Linked DNA regions of Mus musculus: region 1 is linked to region 2. The links are chromatin loops, found by intact Hi-C in ENCODE. Cell type or tissue: left cerebral cortex. All regions are shown on one strand. Each heading gives the region's core, and the rest is flanking DNA. Links, peaks and the distances in the headings are about the cores only. Region 1 overlaps Greb1 (gene regulated by estrogen in breast cancer protein). Region 2 holds the start of Pqlc3 (PQ loop repeat containing).

Region 1 (8,326 bases), core at 77-8,076, 280 kb after region 2:
TTGTTGTTCTGTGTCATTTTGAATCTGTAAGTTTTAGCAACAAGTACATGTTGGCTTTCATTGGGAAGGCTTGCCTGCTCTCCTGTTTGATAAGGGATGTGATTCCCCCAGTGGTGGGATTCCGTATCAGAGTCCATCTGCATACTTAGTTCACTGGATGACAAGCACCAAGCCAGCATTTCAGGTGGATTTCTAGCCGGGTCTGAGGTTAGATCTGGTCATTTATTCCATGATGGGTATGCCTATTCTGTATGTGCACCTAAGACTCACCATGCCCTGTGAACAGTGGCATGTTTGGAAAATGGAGGCTCATGGAGGCTGAGGCTTGCCCAGGATCTCACAGGGATGGAGGGGGTCGGAGGGGAGGCACGCTTGCACATCAGGTGTTTCTGTTTCACACATGTGGTCCTGACCGTCACACAGAAGATGTCCGTAAGTAAGCATGGTTGCTGTTGCCTAGAAATGTCAGCCTTTCTGAGGACTCAAAGGTCACTGGTGGTTTTCATTTCTCTTGCCCAGAAAGTCGGTGCAGTATATTGCCCAGGGAGTGGAGCCAGGGTCCTGGGCTCTGCTCTAGGACCCATCTGTCACTGGCTGGAACATGCTGTCCTTCCGAGGCTCTAAGCTCCCTTCCACAGCTGGCCTCTGGCCTCTTCCTCCAGGCCCTTCACTCCCTTTTTCACTGTGGACTGGGGAGCCTACTGTTTTTGTGTCTAAGTAACTGACGGAGAGGCCAGCGCCACCATCCATGCTGGTTGTGCAATTCACTTAACTCTGGGAACTTAACTCTTTCCCCTGAGTAAACCTGGAGATCCTTTCCCATCTAGCTCACAGGGTGAGCTAAATGAGATTATAGCGTCAGCATCCCCCAGTGGTAGGTACCTGTTCCATGCCAGCTCTGTTCCATGCCCTGGATGTTTATCCACCTGGGTCCTTCATACAATGGCTCTGCCAGTTGCTTCCTTGAACCCCATTCTATGGAGGGAACACAGAAATTTGGAGAGGTTCAGTTAGTGTCTCAGGTCACACAGCTCATAAGCAGTGGGACTGTGGTTTGGACACAACGTAGTCAGCCCCAGACCACATTCTAACTGTCACAGGGCTCTGCCCCCACATGTTGCTTCCACTTAAAAGCCTTCCAGACTATTCCAGCTAGTGGAGACCTCCTTATGAACAGGATCCATGGTTGTCCCCAGAATTACTCCCAAAACTTGGGGAGCCGGAACCCTCTAAGTAGCTCAGATGCAGTCAGTAACCCACCCGCCAGCCTTCCTTGATTTATTTTTTGTTTTCTTTTGTTTTTGAGACAGAGTTTCTCTGTATAATCCTGTCTATCCTGGAACTCACTCTGTAGACCAGGCTGGCCTCAAACTAAGAGACCTGCCTATCTCTGCCTTCCAAGTGCTGGAATTAAAGGTGTGTGCCACACCAACCAGCTAGGGAAGGCATCAAACCTGGCTGTATGTTGATATAAACTGAACTCCAGAAGTAGAGGAAGCTAGAAGCAAACAGAAGCATCCATCTCAGACATGAGGATGTGCGTTAGGAAGCCTGGCCACACATGCACCCAGGTCCTTCCTTTAGCCACACTAGACCCACTGGGGTGAAAGCAAAGGTTCATGACATCTGTATGCTCATGTTTGTATGCGTCTGTCTGCTCACATGTTCATATGTAAGAGGAACATGTATGTGTTTCTAAGTGTACATACATGTATTGGTGTATATTTGTTCCTTGTACATTTGTGTGTTTATTAAGTATGCTTCTGTGCACTTGAATGTGTAAATAGGAGAACAGGCATATGCTCCTATATGCATACTGTGCATGTGTGTACATGTTTGTGAAGTTTGGAAATGTGTTTGCATTCATATGTGCACGTGTATGTCCATATGGGAAAGAATGTGCACACAGGTATGCATGTGTTTCTCTATGCACACATACATGAGTATGTGGGTTTTTGAGTGTATAAGCAAATGTGCACACATGGATGCATGTATGTATCTCTCTCTCTGTGTGTGTGCATGTGTGTGTGCGTGTGCATGTGTGTGTGTGCGTGTTTAAGTGGCAGAATTACTATGTGAGGATCCCTACATTCCTGATGGGACCCACCAACACGGAGCTAGTATGTTTGTCTGTCTCTAGTGCAGCCTGTGGTCTGACCCCCTTTCCATCCTTTCTGCTTTCAGGACCAGCCTCTGATCACCCCTCAGTGACCACAGCAACAGGTCCTGCAGTCTTCAATGGCAAGGATTCCCCCAAGCACCCACAGCTGGTGAAGAGTAGCCTGTCTGCCCTGCCGCGCCCCTCAGCCTTGGGTAGTGCTGCTGACTCTGGGGGTGCCGGGGTCCTTCTTTTCTCTAGGCCTGGGCCAGAGAGGGCATGGGAGCTATGGGACTGGAGGCATGGAGCCTCCAGAGTCTAATGCTGCATTAGTGAGCATCAGGATAAGTGTCACATGTCCTTCGGTCTCTGCCTGAGCCAGTGCTGTGCGAGTCATGTGTGGGAGGCATCACGTGTGCTGAGGGGCAGTGAGGGCTCTGTGCTGATGGTAGGTGACCTCTTCTGAAGTAGGTGTCAGGAAGATTGGGAGTATTGATGTCAGAACAGGTAAGAATGAACTCAGAGCCCAGCTCTGTCTTGTAAGCCATAGGACCACGCAGTCTCTTCAGCCATCCCTCCTTGGGAGTTAGTATGCCACTGTGAGGACAGTAAGAGTCTCTCCAGATGCTGCATGGAATCACTGCACATCTGGGAGATCACTGAATGATACAGGTGATGGTTATCAGCATCAGCCCACCACGGAAGCTTGCCTGCCCAGTTAATATCTGGTGGAGGAGATAAATGAGTACCAGAGACCTGTGGGAGGAAGGGGGCAAAGAGACCTGGGGACTGCCTTCAGACTCCAGTCCAGTGCTCTCCCACCATCGCTGTTCCTAAGGACACGTCTTAGGGACAAGACTTCTCTGCTTTCAAGCCTTCTGACATCAAGTCTTCTCTGCTCCCCTTCTCTTCTTGCTTTGTCTCTCCCTCCTCCCTTGACTCTGTGAACAGGGCTGAGCTGGCGCTTAGGGTCTGAGACACTACACTGGAAGGATCCTTAGAAAATGTCCATCCTAGGAATGGGGTTGCAGCTCATGGGTAGAGTGTGGTGCCTGAGTTTTATTTTTACCACTGAGGAAGAGACTGAGGTTCAGAGAAGCACCCTGGGCTGGAATATAATTCTGTTGTGCCCAGAGGCTTCTCTGTAGATGCAATCCTCCTGCCCCTGCATGGATCCAAGACTCTTCAGTCTTGACTAGCTTCCACGTTCCTGGAGCCCTTATCATTCCCCACCCTACCCTGAAGACTCCTACCTTCCTCCAGGGGCTGTTTCTCCTCCAGGTGCTGATGCAGCAGCAGCCACATAACCAAAGACTGCCCTTGGTCATAAGGACAGGAGGTCCTCGCTGTCCATGGCTTTCCCCCTGAGCTTAGCTAGAAGACACTTAGTCCTGGTGTCATACAACTCATACCTCAGGCAACAGTGTGCCAGCTCTGCTCAGCCTGGGCCCGGAGCTTGGCTTTGGGCAGTAGCCTACAGAGGCTCCCTCAGGATTGGACTTGAACTCCCCAAGCCTACTTTGTGGAGTTGTGTGGGGAATGGAGATCTTTAAACTCCAGGCTGCTGGAGCCTTAAAAGATCTTCTGGGATCAGCCCGTTGAACCCCATTCTCCGCCTTCAGCTGTTCACTGCCTTGGTGGCTCAACATGATGTTCACACTCTATCCCGTCTCTAAGTGCTCACCCCACCTCTGTTAGATGGCCTTTAGAGCTCAACTCAGGGCCATAGTCTCCTCTCCCATTAAAGAATTCTTGAAGTCCCAGCACACGGCTCTGGTGAGCCTGACAGAGAGAGGGACTAAGTCAGAGACACTGGCTCACCCGAGTCACAGAGTTGAGTACAGGCATATTAATCAGAGCTATCATGCCTTCTGTCCTTGGGGGAAGGAGACACTCAAAAGCAGTGTGTAGGAAACTCCTTCTGAGTGACACTGGCTGCTCTCAGTGAAATGCTGCCCCCTGGTGGAGGATATGAACTAGGAGCCTTGTCTCAGACGAGGGTTGGGCTCTAAGGAAGCAGGGGACCTCCTCCTCAGAAATGCCAGATGGGGTCCCCTCTACCAGGTACGCTGGTATCTGATGTTTTGAGAGTACTTACTGGGGAAGAGTCCCAGTAGAGGCATTTCCTGTTAACCTTCTAGAGGAGGAAGAGAATCCTCAGCTGCAGCCCTGCCCTCTAGTAGTTCAGAAGCACTTCCTAGAGGAGCGGCCCGTCCTCTCTCTGAGGAGTTCTTCCTCTGTTTCTGGGACTAGTGTTGTGCGAGCTGAACACCTGGTGCAGAGGTAGGGCCCTATCTCTGATGCAAAGAAACCTGCCGGTTTGAAAGGGCTTTGTAGGGAAAGTACTTCATGCCCTTCAACCCTGTGCTACTTTGTTTCTCTCTATTTTCTTCTGCTTTGGTCTGTCTAATGATGAGGTTGCATTTGAGGTCCCTTTGGAGGGACTCTACGACAGTCAATCTCAAACTGCCTCAGGCTTCAGAAAAACCCAGGCACTAGTGACAGCATGTGCACTACTAGTGACAGCATGTGCACCCTTACCGTTAACTCAGAGGCCCTCTGTGGTAGCTCTAAGGAGAGTCTAGCAGAGACAGCTTGGATGAGCATCTTCCAGGTCTGTGTGTGCTCTCTGCTTCCACTGAAGGTGATGTTACCCTCAGCCTGGGTTCAGATCATCTGGGAGCTCCAGTTATCAGAATGACGCGCTCCCCACATGCTGAGCTACTTGAGTTCCTTGGACTAGGCTTGTGCTCAGACAGACAGGTTTTTGTTTGCTTATCTTGTTTTTAAAGGCAGAGTCTCACCATGTAGCCCTAGCTGGCCTGGAACTTACAATGTAAACCAGGCTAGCCTTGAGCTCAACAGAAATCTGCCTGTTTCTGTCTTCTGGGTGCTGGGATTAAAGGCATGCACCGCCACCCTTGGCTAGGTGGTTTTAAAAGTGTCCAGGTGAATTTAAAGTACAGCAGGGTTAAGACAAGGGGCTCTAGAGATGAGAAAATTTGTCAGGATTTTCAAGAAAATATGGTGGCCCATTCTTGGTACTTTGAATAATTTACAAATAGATTTAAGTCATGAGCATGTTGCCGTCTAGAGTGGGCAGAGACTCACATGCAACAGTGGGTCCAGCCTCTGGTCTTCCTTTGCAACATGTGACATTAGCTGTCCAGGTTGGATGGGGGGTGACAGTGGGGTTGGAGGGCAGGAAGGGGGTGTGCAGTGGATCAGCACTGCCCTCAAGTGGCAAAATTGTGTTGGTGCACTGAGTGCTGGACATTTCAGTAATAGGAGGTTGATGCTGGTGGCTGCAGTTTACTGAGCCCAAACCCTTGGCTAAGCATTTCATTTAAGCATTTTACTTGTATTCTCTCTACTTCTGATTAAACCACTTTCTCATTAGATTTTGTTATTATTATGGCCGTTTTTTAAAAATGCATCTTAGAGAGGTGCAGCCTAAATGCAACTGTGGAGTGAAACATTATAAAAATGGACAGGGTGTTTCCTTTTGCCTAGAGACTTGACTAGAGCTTAAAACCCATTGTAAGGCTGTGATTTTTTTTTAAAGGCCGTGATTTTTAAAACTACCAAGGGCTAAGGATAGTGTTAAGGTTAAGCCCAGTGTTAGAACATCTGCCTAGCACGTGCAAGGTCCTGGAGTTGAGCCCTACCTTTGTAAACAAAACAAAACAGACGGACACTCCAAATCAGGAAAGGTTTTTATTGATGCCAGTTTCCAATGGTGGCCTAACCCATGCTCTTAACTATTGTCTAGGTATCTTGCCAAACTCTGGGCCTCCCAAAAAACGGCACAAAGGGTGGTCCCCGGAGTCTAAATCAACCACGGATGGTGGCTTCATTCAGGGTGGTGGCAACAGAGCCAAGCACGGTAAGTGGCTAAGGCCTTGCCCAAATCCTAAAGTTGGGTACCAGTGGTGGTGGCCTGCTAGCAGCATGTGTGCATATATGCACACGTGGGCAGGCAGATGTACAAGGGGGTTCTGAGCAGCCAGACCCTGGCATAGCAGAAGGACCTCTTCTCATGTTCCTGCTGCTTCCTGAGGTCCAGTCTCCTGTGATAGTTCTGTATCAGCCCCCTGACCTAGCAAGGTCTCCAAGCAGCTCCTCAGCTGATGGTGTGGACAGTGTTTATTGGCGGGGAAGGTGGGGCTGAGTGAGTCCACAGGTTTATGAGTATGGAGGCAGCAGTTTTGTGGGCGGGTGGATGTTGGGCGGGCTGGGGACAGATGCCTCCTTTGCTGTGTTTTACTAATCTACTTGCTGTGTTTCTAGAAGGTACCAGCATACCTTGTGTGCCCCAGGCTGGCTTGGTGGGACCAGCTTCAGTCACCTTCCCGGTGGTGGCCTCTGGTGAACCAGTGTCTGTTCCGGACAACTTGCTGAAAATATGCAAGGCCAAGCCAGTGATATTTAAAGGCAAGTACAGCAGTGCACCCAGCAGTGGAGGTAGCGAAGTGTGCAAGGACTCCCACACGAAACTGTGACCTCCTCTCAGTCCGAGTCCATAGGCATCTTCCTGAGCGAATCTGGATGCTATCCAGGGCAATGATCAAATGAAGCGGCCCCAGGCTCCAGAGGGCCGAGAACGACACAGTTTGTCCCAGCAGGGGCATAGTGACATTACCCAGGACACTCACTGCTTGCTCATCTGCTGTCCTTTCCTTCATTCTCTGTTTCACTGAATCCCTGCTGTACTCGTCCAGCTACTGCGGAGGACTCGGGGGATGGACGAAGCAACCCCGTGGCTTTGTTCCACTGTCACCCCAAGCCACCAGTCATTTTGGATTGTGCAGCATTCAGACATAGTCACTGTTCCAGAAGCATTAGATAAGAGAGGATTTGATCTCCTCTGTGTGGTGGCTAGTATAGGTTACCTGGAGGTAGCATTGTAGCTCTTTCATGCTGTTCTGTGGGTGAATGGGTGAGAGAGGCGAGGCTGCAGAACTGGGACAGGCTGCAGGACTCAGAGGTGGACCCCGGCTCACAGACCGGCATCGCACACTGAGCAAACTCAGCGCAGTCTCTGCTTTGCTCGAGCGCACTTCCTTCCCTGATGCCCACCTCAGCTTCCCGGCCAGGCCAGCAGCTCTGTAACTTAGCTTTCATCCGGTTCTTAGGGGGGCTTCCGGCAGCCCCTTGCATGACAAGCGTGGCATCCCTTTTCTAAGGTAGCCACAGTGCCGCTTGTAAGCTGGCACATTTGTGAACGGTGCTGTCCAGCTGACCCCGCACCTCAGCACCAGAGGGGAGTAAACAGAAAGTTGGATTCACAGGCCTGCCCCAGAGACAGAACATACCTAAATTCTGAAACTTGGAGATGTGGGTGGGGCCAGCACATGTCTTAGCAAATCTGTCACACTTTGAGTTTGAGAAAGTTTTTCTCAGGAAGTGGCTCATGGAGTCCCATAGTGAGAGTCAAAGAGGGACATTCTTTCTCAGCATAACTGAGCATTTACCATCTCCCCATTGTGCAAAGGCTTAGAGAAGGTCAAGTTCTTGTCTAAGGTCATGTAGCTAATGATGACAAAGAAGGGGTCAGACCCCTGCTTGGGCAGGTCTACCCTAAGAGCTGTCATCAGAAGGATTCTAACATCCACTCCAGCACTCCTCAAGGTTGTTCACTTTCTGATCTTTGGGTCTAGACACCGACCTGTTTTGTTAACTCTGTTAGCTAACGATCCTTGGGAGGGTGCAAGGCGTGGTGGTGGGTCACACGTCTGGCGAACAGTCCTCACTGCGACACACATGCCGGCTGTTTCGAGGCCATTGCCATTTGGTTCTGGGCAAGCTTCTTTAATTTGGGCTTGAACTTGCTCAACTGCAAAATAAAGAGATTGGATGGCATGAACAAACAAATGCCCTGCCTATGGCTGGACATGATAGATGACATTTTGTCCTAGGTTCTAGTAGGGCAGAGTAGGTATACACAGCAGGGACTGTAGCAGGTCTGAGATTTCTCAGAAAAGGAGCCTCTGAGAGACCTAAGAGTTCTCCTGGCGCTTATGCTCAGGGGAGCTACAGTGGTACCTCACCAAAGCCGAGCACAAGACCAGTTGCTGAATTGGTTTTCTTCTCCTCTAGGCCATGGGAACTTTCCCTACCTCTGCGGAAACCTGAATGATGTGGTCGTCAGCCCCCTGCTGTACACCTGCTACCAGAACTCCCAGTCGCTTGCCAGGGCCTATGAGCAACACGGTGCCTCCACCATGC
Region 2 (8,326 bases), core at 272-8,271:
TGTTGTTTCTCCTGCGGAGATATACAGAGGTGCCAACTCTCCCCAGGTAGGGCTCCAATAGCCCAAAGAATCAATCCCATCATGTGCAGCTTTGGTCGACAATGCATCTATTGGGATTGTTAACTGGACTGCAAGTGATACAGGCACTGCACCACCCAGCATGGGTGATGACTCAGGAAAGAAAACTGCATCACTGACTGCAGTCAGGTTGTCAGCCTCCCTCCCCCTCCCCCAAAGCTACTGTTTACAGTTTATAAGCACTACAGGAGAGGGACCTCATGACACTCCCACTACACTCACCTTCCAAGGGTGTGCTATGGGCCCTGAGCTCTCCAGCCAGCGATCAGTTGCCCTCATATGAGAGAGAGCATGGACCCAACCGAGGGGAAACAGCAGCAACATCCCCTATCAATAGTCATCTACCAACTCCTTTGAGGACCTGAATTAGATCCCCAGAATCCACCTTAAAAAGGGAAAGTGGGGGGGGGGCGGTACACAGTCCTGGAGGAATGACACTTGAGGTTGTCCATTTGTTTACACAAGCACTCAATCACAGACTCGCACACATGCCAACAACAACAAAACCTAATAAAAATAAAAAGAGGAGGGAAGGTTGGAAAGAGTGGGCTCTCAGAGGGTACGATGGAACAAGCTTGTAATCCCAGCATTTGCCAAAAGAAGGTAGGAAAAAGCCAACATGGGTCGCGTGATCCTGTCTCAAACCACAAGGTCAACGGCCTGGTGCAGTGGCACACACTAGAAATCTTAGCACTTGGAAAGCGGAAGCAGGTGGATCCGAGGTTGAAGGCTGGCTTAGGCCACACACACACACACACACACACACACACACACACACACACACACACACACAGAGGGAGAGAGAAAGAGAGAGGGAGAGAGAGAGAGTTAGTTAGTTAGTTAGTTAGTTAGTTAGTTAGTTAGTTCAAGGCCAATTTGCATGAGAAAACAGGAAAATGAGCCTATGGGTGAATGTCCTGGTGTGTGTGTGTGTGTCCTGGTGTGTGTGTGTGTGTGTGTGTGTGTGTGTGTGTGTGTGTGTGTGTGTGTGTGTGTGTGTGTGTGTGTGTGTGTGTAGGCCCTGGGCCCACCTAACCCCGGAGAAGGCTAGTCTGTTCGGGCGTTTCCACTCTGCGAGGAGGAGCACCCTTGGGTGGAACCCGGAAAGTGAATCAGCAGTTGGCAGTGCCTGACAGGGCAGGGCAGAACCACCGCCCTGGGGTCTGGAAGGACCGGGAGCAGAGCAGACTCCAGGCAGTGCGCACACAGGGCAGGACAGAACCACCGCCCTGGAGTCTGGAAGGACCGGGAGCACAGCAGACACAGGGCAGGGAGCATCCCGAGCCAAGCCAACTCCGAGCTGGGTGCGCTAGGAGCGGAGCAGACTGGGGCGGGGTGCGCTCCGAGCGGAGCAGACTCTGGGCGGGGCGCACGGGCGCGGAACAGACTAAAGGGGTAGGGAGCATCTTGAGTGGAGCAGACTCGGGGCGGAGCGCACTTGCTGCACAGCAGCTCGGGGCGTGATCAGGGCGGGACCCGGCCGGCGGCAAGGCGGAAGGACTTTTTGGACTTTGAGCCTCCGGTTCTCACCTATAAGATCCTGAACCCCCCTGGCCCGGCACGTCCGAGATTGCAGAATGGAGGCCGGACTGCTATGGTTCTGCAACTGGAGCACGCTGGGCGTCTGCGCCGCACTCAAGCTGCCGCAGATTTACGCGCAGCTGGCGGCGCGCAGCGCGCGGGGCATCAGCCTCCCTAGTTTACTTTTGGAGCTGGCGGGGTAAGGTCCCGGGAGGCCTGCGAGGAATTGGGAGTCCGGGAAACCAAGGGTTAACTCGGGGGCTCGGGGCTAGGAGGTGCTTACCCGGGGCGCTCCCACCCACCTCCCCTGCTTCTTCCCAAATTCCACGATTTGCCTGAGCATGCCCATTTTACAAATTCAGCGAAGATGGGGAACTTGAGTAGACGTTTGAAAATTGAGCTGGGGTCCAACGGGTAGGGATGGCCTGTGACTGCTGCAGGAGCCAAGTTCTCAATAGCCTTGGCTATGTAGTAGAGTAAGGGGCAAAGTTGTAAAACTTTGGTTGGAAAAAGCAAACGGAAAACACACCCCTAAGTCCTGTGATCTTGCACCAGGCTGAGCCCTCTCGGTTTGACACTAGCCTCACCCCACGGTCACCCATTGGTCCTGTGTCCATTCAGTGGGGCGCGCCCATCTATAGAGTTGGGGAAGGGGTGCGGTGCTTCAAGGTGTACCTTTCCAGGGACGCTTGATGGTAGGCGGGGCTCTGAAGGGTCTCTGGCCCGTAAGGCTGCACAGTACAAGAGTATGTGAATTTCAGAGAAGGGAGAAGGCTGTCAGGGTGAGAGGTAAGGCAACAGACAGACTGGAGGATGCAAAAGTGACAGTCTGGCTGTGGCAGAGGATGCGGGTGTGAAGTCAGGAGAGCTATTTGACCTCTGGTTTGCTAAATTCTTCATAGGCATCTGAAGCTGAGGCTTCAGGATGCAGGACTGAATAGAAAGCTCAGGGATGCCTACAGAGTGCCAGCCCAACGTCTCCTATTCTGCTTGTAGCTAACTCTTTGCTGCCTGGCTTTAAATTCGTAAACTCAACCAGAGATGGTCTCAAATCCAACAGCTGACTCCAGTAGAAAACAGCTCTGGCCATGGAATGTTCCCCGGGATCTGGAAGGGTCTTGCAGTAGGTCGTGCTGTAAATAGCAGGCTCTTTCTGGAACTCCCAAAGGCCTCCCTTTCTCCCTTTGAGGCAGTAGGTGGGCTTAGCAGGGTTAAGACCAGTTCTGTGGCCAGAAGGCACGAATATGATCCACCATTGAAATCTACTAGTTATTTATCCCTACTTCCGCCAGACTACAATGGTTCCTAGTTCCTGAGAACTTTCTGAAGGTCCTTCTGGGGCCCCTACAGGCAAATCCTCAAGCAGCTTTATTGGTAAAGTTGTTTTAATCCAGAGGCAGGAACAATAGGGATAGGACGGCAATCTACCTGGATCCTGTCGGTCTACATTCTGACTCCTCCTTCCCTTCTTTAGCTCCCTTCCCCCTCCTTCTCCCTCCATGAGTAGGGTGGTCACTACAATTCTGCTTCCCTCCTGGGCCTTGCTTGCCTGTCTGCCTGCCCCTCACCAGCCAGATGGTCTCTGAGGCATCAGGAAGACACTAAAGGACACCACTGTCAAACCAGCTTTCATACACCAGAGGCGATTCCTTGGGGGCATAGGCCCTCCTCTGATTTCAAGCTCAAACTCTAAAATCATGACTTGAGGGAACTGGATCTTGGCCAGAGCCTACTTTAATGACACCAGAGACTCCATGCCTGGCTGATGATTGCTTTAGAGAAACCTGAAAAACAGAGTTACTTATGCACCATCCCCAGGGCACAGGGGTCCCCCTAAAAGCATAACCAGAACTAGGGCAACATCTCCTGGTGAGACTCTAACCCTTGTGTCCTCACATGGCCTTGGCTTTTGGACCTTAGTTTTCCCAAGTGATGGTGTGATGTGGAAGGCAGTGTAGGTAACCCTGAAGGTTGACCTTCAAGGACTATTGGATACAACATATGGGGCTCTGGCAATATTCCTGAAGGTCTGTCCTCAGGTCAATCACACATATGATGAAGACCACATAGGCTAGTGTTGGGTAAATATGCCAGTGTCTGGAGTCTGGGGAGGTCAGGCACAGGGTGGGCTGTGAATATATGCATCTCTCTGCAGGTTCCTGGTCTTCCTTCGTTATCAGCATTACTATGGGAACCCACTGCTCACCTATCTGGAATACCCCATTCTCATCGCACAAGGTAACTGGCCCTCTAGTCCCCAGCCTTCCCACCTGCTGCCCTGCCCATCTCACAGAGCCTCTCGTTTCAGACATTGTCCTCCTGCTCTTCGTCTTTCATTTCAATGGGAACGTGAAGCAAGCCTTACCCTACATGGCCGTGTATCCTTCCTGCATATGAGCTGGAGATAGAGATGGAGGGCCTAAGGAAGGAGGCTCAGTTGTGGCATACAGAGGCTCTGGATTCTGTCCTCAGCATGGAGAAAGAATCACAAATTCTAGTCTTGACATATACCTTAGGTTAGTACAGTTGCTGCCAGAGGTATCCCCATAACAGGATGCTCCACTGCCCTCCAAGACCCAGTAGGATATAGATTTGCTGTGTCCCTGCTGAACATGAGAACTGTGCAGTTACCCTGCTAAGAGCAACACGCTCCATCTGTGCTTATCTTGGGCACTCCTTCCTTCTGAGAGCATGTCCCCAGGGGATTAATACCATGTGTGCCTGGCACCAAGTCCCATGCAGGATGCACCTGGCAGGTGCCTCTCAGTGGATAAGCACTGGCCAGATGGGTTCCACTAACCACACACCTATGCAAAACTGTAATTTAGAGGCTGAGTCTTGTCATGTGGGTGGCTGTGTTGGTTTGGAGGCTTACAGTACAGATGGCCAGCCAGCAGACGGTGCCACTCAGTGGAATCTTCTAGGTAAAGGGTGAGATTTCATGTCAGATTTAGTTCACTTTTCTTGAATTTCATACTCTTTAAAAGGCCAAGAAAATGTTTGCATGGTAGTGGCAGTCAGTTAACCCTGCTGCCGCCATGATATGGCCACACACCCATTTAACAGTGACAGGCCCAAGGGCTTGGGCAAATCTTGACCAGAAGCTGTCTCCGATTGCCGTTAGACCCCTGGCTAAGATCCCCCTCCCTCCATAGAAAGAGGGAGAACATCGCTGTGGTCCACTTCTGTTCTGAGATCATTTCCAAGGGGGTGCTGCCTTCATCTCCCCCTGTAGCTGAGGCTGACCTTAAACTCCACATCTTTCTTCAAATGCTAGGACTACAGGCTTGAGCCACTGCACTATGCATAGAGAATGCCTTAGTAAACCGAGAACAGCTGGATGCTGGCCATTGCTGCCTCCTGCCATAGACCCGTCTTTAGTATAATCTCTTCACCTACTTAGTGTGACCATTGTTTTTCGTCACCTTTGCCTTTCTTCTGTATGCTGACAGCATGTGGGAGGTGGACAAGGCAAGGGAGGAAACCCAAGGCAAAGTAGTGGGAAGTGACGTGTTCTTCCCAGTCACTGCTACTCAGGCCACGGGCCTCCAACCCTCATAGCTTTGTCCCTTTGCTCTGGTTGGGTCCCTCTGTTTCATGAAGCCACTGAGTTCCTGCACAGGCCAGATGGGAAGTGGTTCCTCCTTACCTACTACTGCGCACCCCAACTAGTGTGCTTTTACAACAGTTAGTGAGAAAGGGGTGAGGATTCAGTAAAAAGCTCACACACAGCACTCCCGTTTGGCAGAACACCTCTCCTTTGCAAGGCTGGACCTTTTTTCTAAGTGCTTACTTTTGACAATGCCTTAGAGATGTCTTTCCATGGTCAGAAAACCAGCAGCCAGGGAAGTCTGGAGAGACTCTGTGGTTAAGAGCACCGGCTGCTCTTCCAAATGACCCCGGTTCACTTTCCAGCACTCACATGGCAGCTCACAACTGTTTGTAACTCTACTTCCAGGGGATCCAGCATTCTCACACAGACACACATGTAGGCAAAACACCAATTACATAAAACAAACATGATTTATTAAAAGGAAAGAAAAACCAGCTGAAAGTTATAGCCCTGTGGATATTCCCAGACCCAGATTCACAGTGTGTGAACACAGGTCTGTGTGTTTTCTTCCATAATTTTCTTCTGTTCTTTGAACTCAGAGCAGATGTTCATGTGCAACACCTTGCATGTTTCCCAAACTACACACCGTCGAGCAGAACAGTCCCCCCACTCTACCTTGCCTTCTGTGTCACCCCCTGTGGTCTGGCTTGGTCTGTGCAGGACAAGATGGGAGGGGGTGGGTGGGCCCACCAGTGACTCACTGCTAGGTCCCTTAGCATCTGACCAGATTTGTGTCTTCTTGGTTCATCCTCAGCCTGCAGAAATGGATCATCGACTTGGCCATGGTGAGTGGTGCCACTAACAGACTGAAAAAGCAGCTACCTTCTCTCTGCCCCACATCTGTAGAGAACCATGGAGTTGGCTTGCAGCATAGGGTTTTCAGGTTAGAGTCCATGGCTTCAGGGGCACAATATGCCTTCTAGTTCCCGAGACCACTGCACCCTCGGGCAGCAAAACAGTCAAGCCGATTTGATTCTCTGTATGTTCTCTTAGTAGTCAAGGAAGCATAGAAACTTGAGAGGACAATTGGTTTTGAACATTAATCTCATCAATCTTGTTTTTCCTATTTCCCTCAAGTTTTGCTGTGGCCCCTCCAACCGGCCTGGTTTCCTGAATGCCATTATCAGGTGACCTTGGCAAGTAAATGGGGTGCTTACAGTGCAATTCTCTAATGATGCGATTCAGGAATGATGCTGATATAGAGACACATACGGTCATTTGCAGTAGTCAGTTATCTCCTTCCACCTTGTGGGTTTCAGGGACTAAAATTAGATCATCAGGCCCCACAGCAATCTCTCCCCTCCTCCCATGGAGCCATCTTGCCATCCCTGGCAGCTTCATATTTAAAAAATTAATTTTCCCCTTTCCTCCACTCTGACTTCGCCTTCAGTTCCTCAACAAGCATTACTGTGCACCTGTGCCCTGGCAGAATTGGAGACTGGTACTTTGCAATGACCACATGAAGCAGATTCACATCTCTGCTTCCCAGTCCCTTGCCTGCACTGGACTGTTTGAGAAAACACGATGCTTTCCTGGAGCGTGTGCTGGCACTACCAGGATTCTCTTATGGCCCAGTCAAACATTACCCCTTGATCTCAAAGTTAGCTGTGTCATGACAAGTAAACACTCAAGAGCAGCTTGTCCATTCAGACATGGCCACGTTGTAACCTGCTCGGTGTGTGTCTCTCTCTCACTGGCTCCTACCTACCACACTGATTTGACCTGGCCCTCTTCTTTTGCTTTATTCAGCACCCCAATTTCTCAAGAGCTGTTTTCCCACAGGCTTCCCTGGTTGGAGTCAGCATTTCTTCAAGCCACCTGCCCAGCTCCCACTGTCACTTTTGTCTGTTCAGGTCTGGCAATAGCACTGCCCCCTCCTCTGCCCCCAAACACTCTGGCACTCCTTGCCCCATGGTTCTTCCCCGTATAGCTCTATCTCCACCCTCAAGGACCTATGGAGGCCATCTATATAGGTGCTACTGTCTCAACAGGAAGCAGAGCAGGCACTGTCCTCCAGAGCCTGTCAAGGGCCCTGGGAAAGCCAGTCCCACCTCACTTGGCATGCACCATCCTCAAACATTCACTATAGACTAGGACGTCTACTATTCACTTGGTTCTCTTGCCTGATTGCCAAACACATCACTTTCTGTGGTCCTTCCTAATATGTTCTGCCTCCTCACTCCCCTGAATTCTTGAATGCTGCGCGTGCCATCCTGCTCAGCCTGGGTGTGACTACAGTGGCCTCCCTCTGGCCTGTCTAAGCCTAGAAGCTGCTGTGGAGCTGGGGCCTGGTGGGTTGATAGTCAATTTGCAAGGCTTCCTTTTCTGAGAGGTCACAGGAGACTGGCACTCAGGATGGGAAGTAAGACACAAAGCTTTTGGCGTTAGTTTGGAAGTTGGTCAGTTAAGTGCCATCCCAGGATGGGAGAGGAGGGGACAGGTAAGTCTGCAGCCAGGTCTGGGATTCTTCCACTATCTCTGGCCAATTCACCCCCTTCCACAGAGGTAGCCGAGAGCCATTCTTCATCAAATTGAGGTTTCAAACCTTAGCAAGTTGGGGATGGCAAGACTTGAAAATCTGGCTTAGAAAGCACTGTATCTGGGCTGATGACGCCGTGGTTAAAGGTGCTTACTGCCAAGCCTGACAACCTGAGTTCAATCCCCAGGATTACATGGTGGGAAGAAAATGGTTCCCATGAGTTGAGTCTCCTCTCCAGAGAATCAAACATTTAAAGAAATAAATTAAATAAATAAAAAATAAGCAAAGCACTGTATGTAGTCATTTATCTTTTTAGGTTCCTGACTCTCTCATTTTATCCCAATAGAACTTATGCACAGTCATTAGTGCAGCCAGTAAGTTTGCCCAGCTCCAGTATTTGTGGAAGGTACAAGATTCAGGAGCTGTGAGCGCACTGACCTGGGGCCTTTCTGCCTACACCTGTGCAAGTAAGATAACCACTCTCTAGGAACTGGGTTTCATCAATATCAGGATCTTCCTGGGTTTAACTGATTGCCTGAGGTCTTTTTCATACTAATACTTTTGTAATTAACTATTCAACAGAACCTGCTAAGGGCACCTTTGTGTACAAGAGGGTGTAATGTAGACTGCGGCTG

The links. A loop is a pair of places that touch in the nucleus more often than their neighbours do. Peaks named below come from ENCODE experiments on the same cell type or tissue, not always from the same donor. Only the 100,000 strongest peaks of a DNase experiment are listed, where the experiment ranks them.
Region 1: a loop joins it to region 2, with 3 times the contacts of the local background. A loop is called at or near these places in 5 of 42 quality-filtered maps.

The regions. Positions count from the first base shown.
Region 1 is chr12:16,714,834-16,723,159 of GRCm38, reverse strand. Greb1 (gene regulated by estrogen in breast cancer protein) reads left to right here. Exons shown (of 35, transcript NM_015764.4): 9 at 2,185-2,313; 10 at 5,871-5,984; 11 at 6,389-6,532; 12 at 8,198-8,326. Among named protein-coding and RNA genes, the nearest start is that of Ntsr2, 66 kb to the right of the region's middle. In left cerebral cortex, for the core only: CTCF peaks have their summits at 4,059 (motif pointing left) and 5,353 (motif pointing left); DNase peaks (open chromatin) are centred at 4,049 and 5,332.
Region 2 is chr12:16,993,285-17,001,610 of GRCm38, reverse strand. It overlaps Pqlc3 (PQ loop repeat containing), which reads left to right and starts at 1,493. Exons shown (of 7, transcript NM_172574.2): 1 at 1,493-1,798; 2 at 3,755-3,837; 3 at 3,908-3,977; 4 at 5,940-5,997; 5 at 8,038-8,158. The coding sequence starts at 1,656. In left cerebral cortex, for the core only: a CTCF peak has its summit at 4,497 (motif pointing right); DNase peaks (open chromatin) are centred at 1,471, 2,745, 3,203 and 4,407; H3K4me3 peaks cover 1,334 bases; H3K27ac peaks cover 291 bases.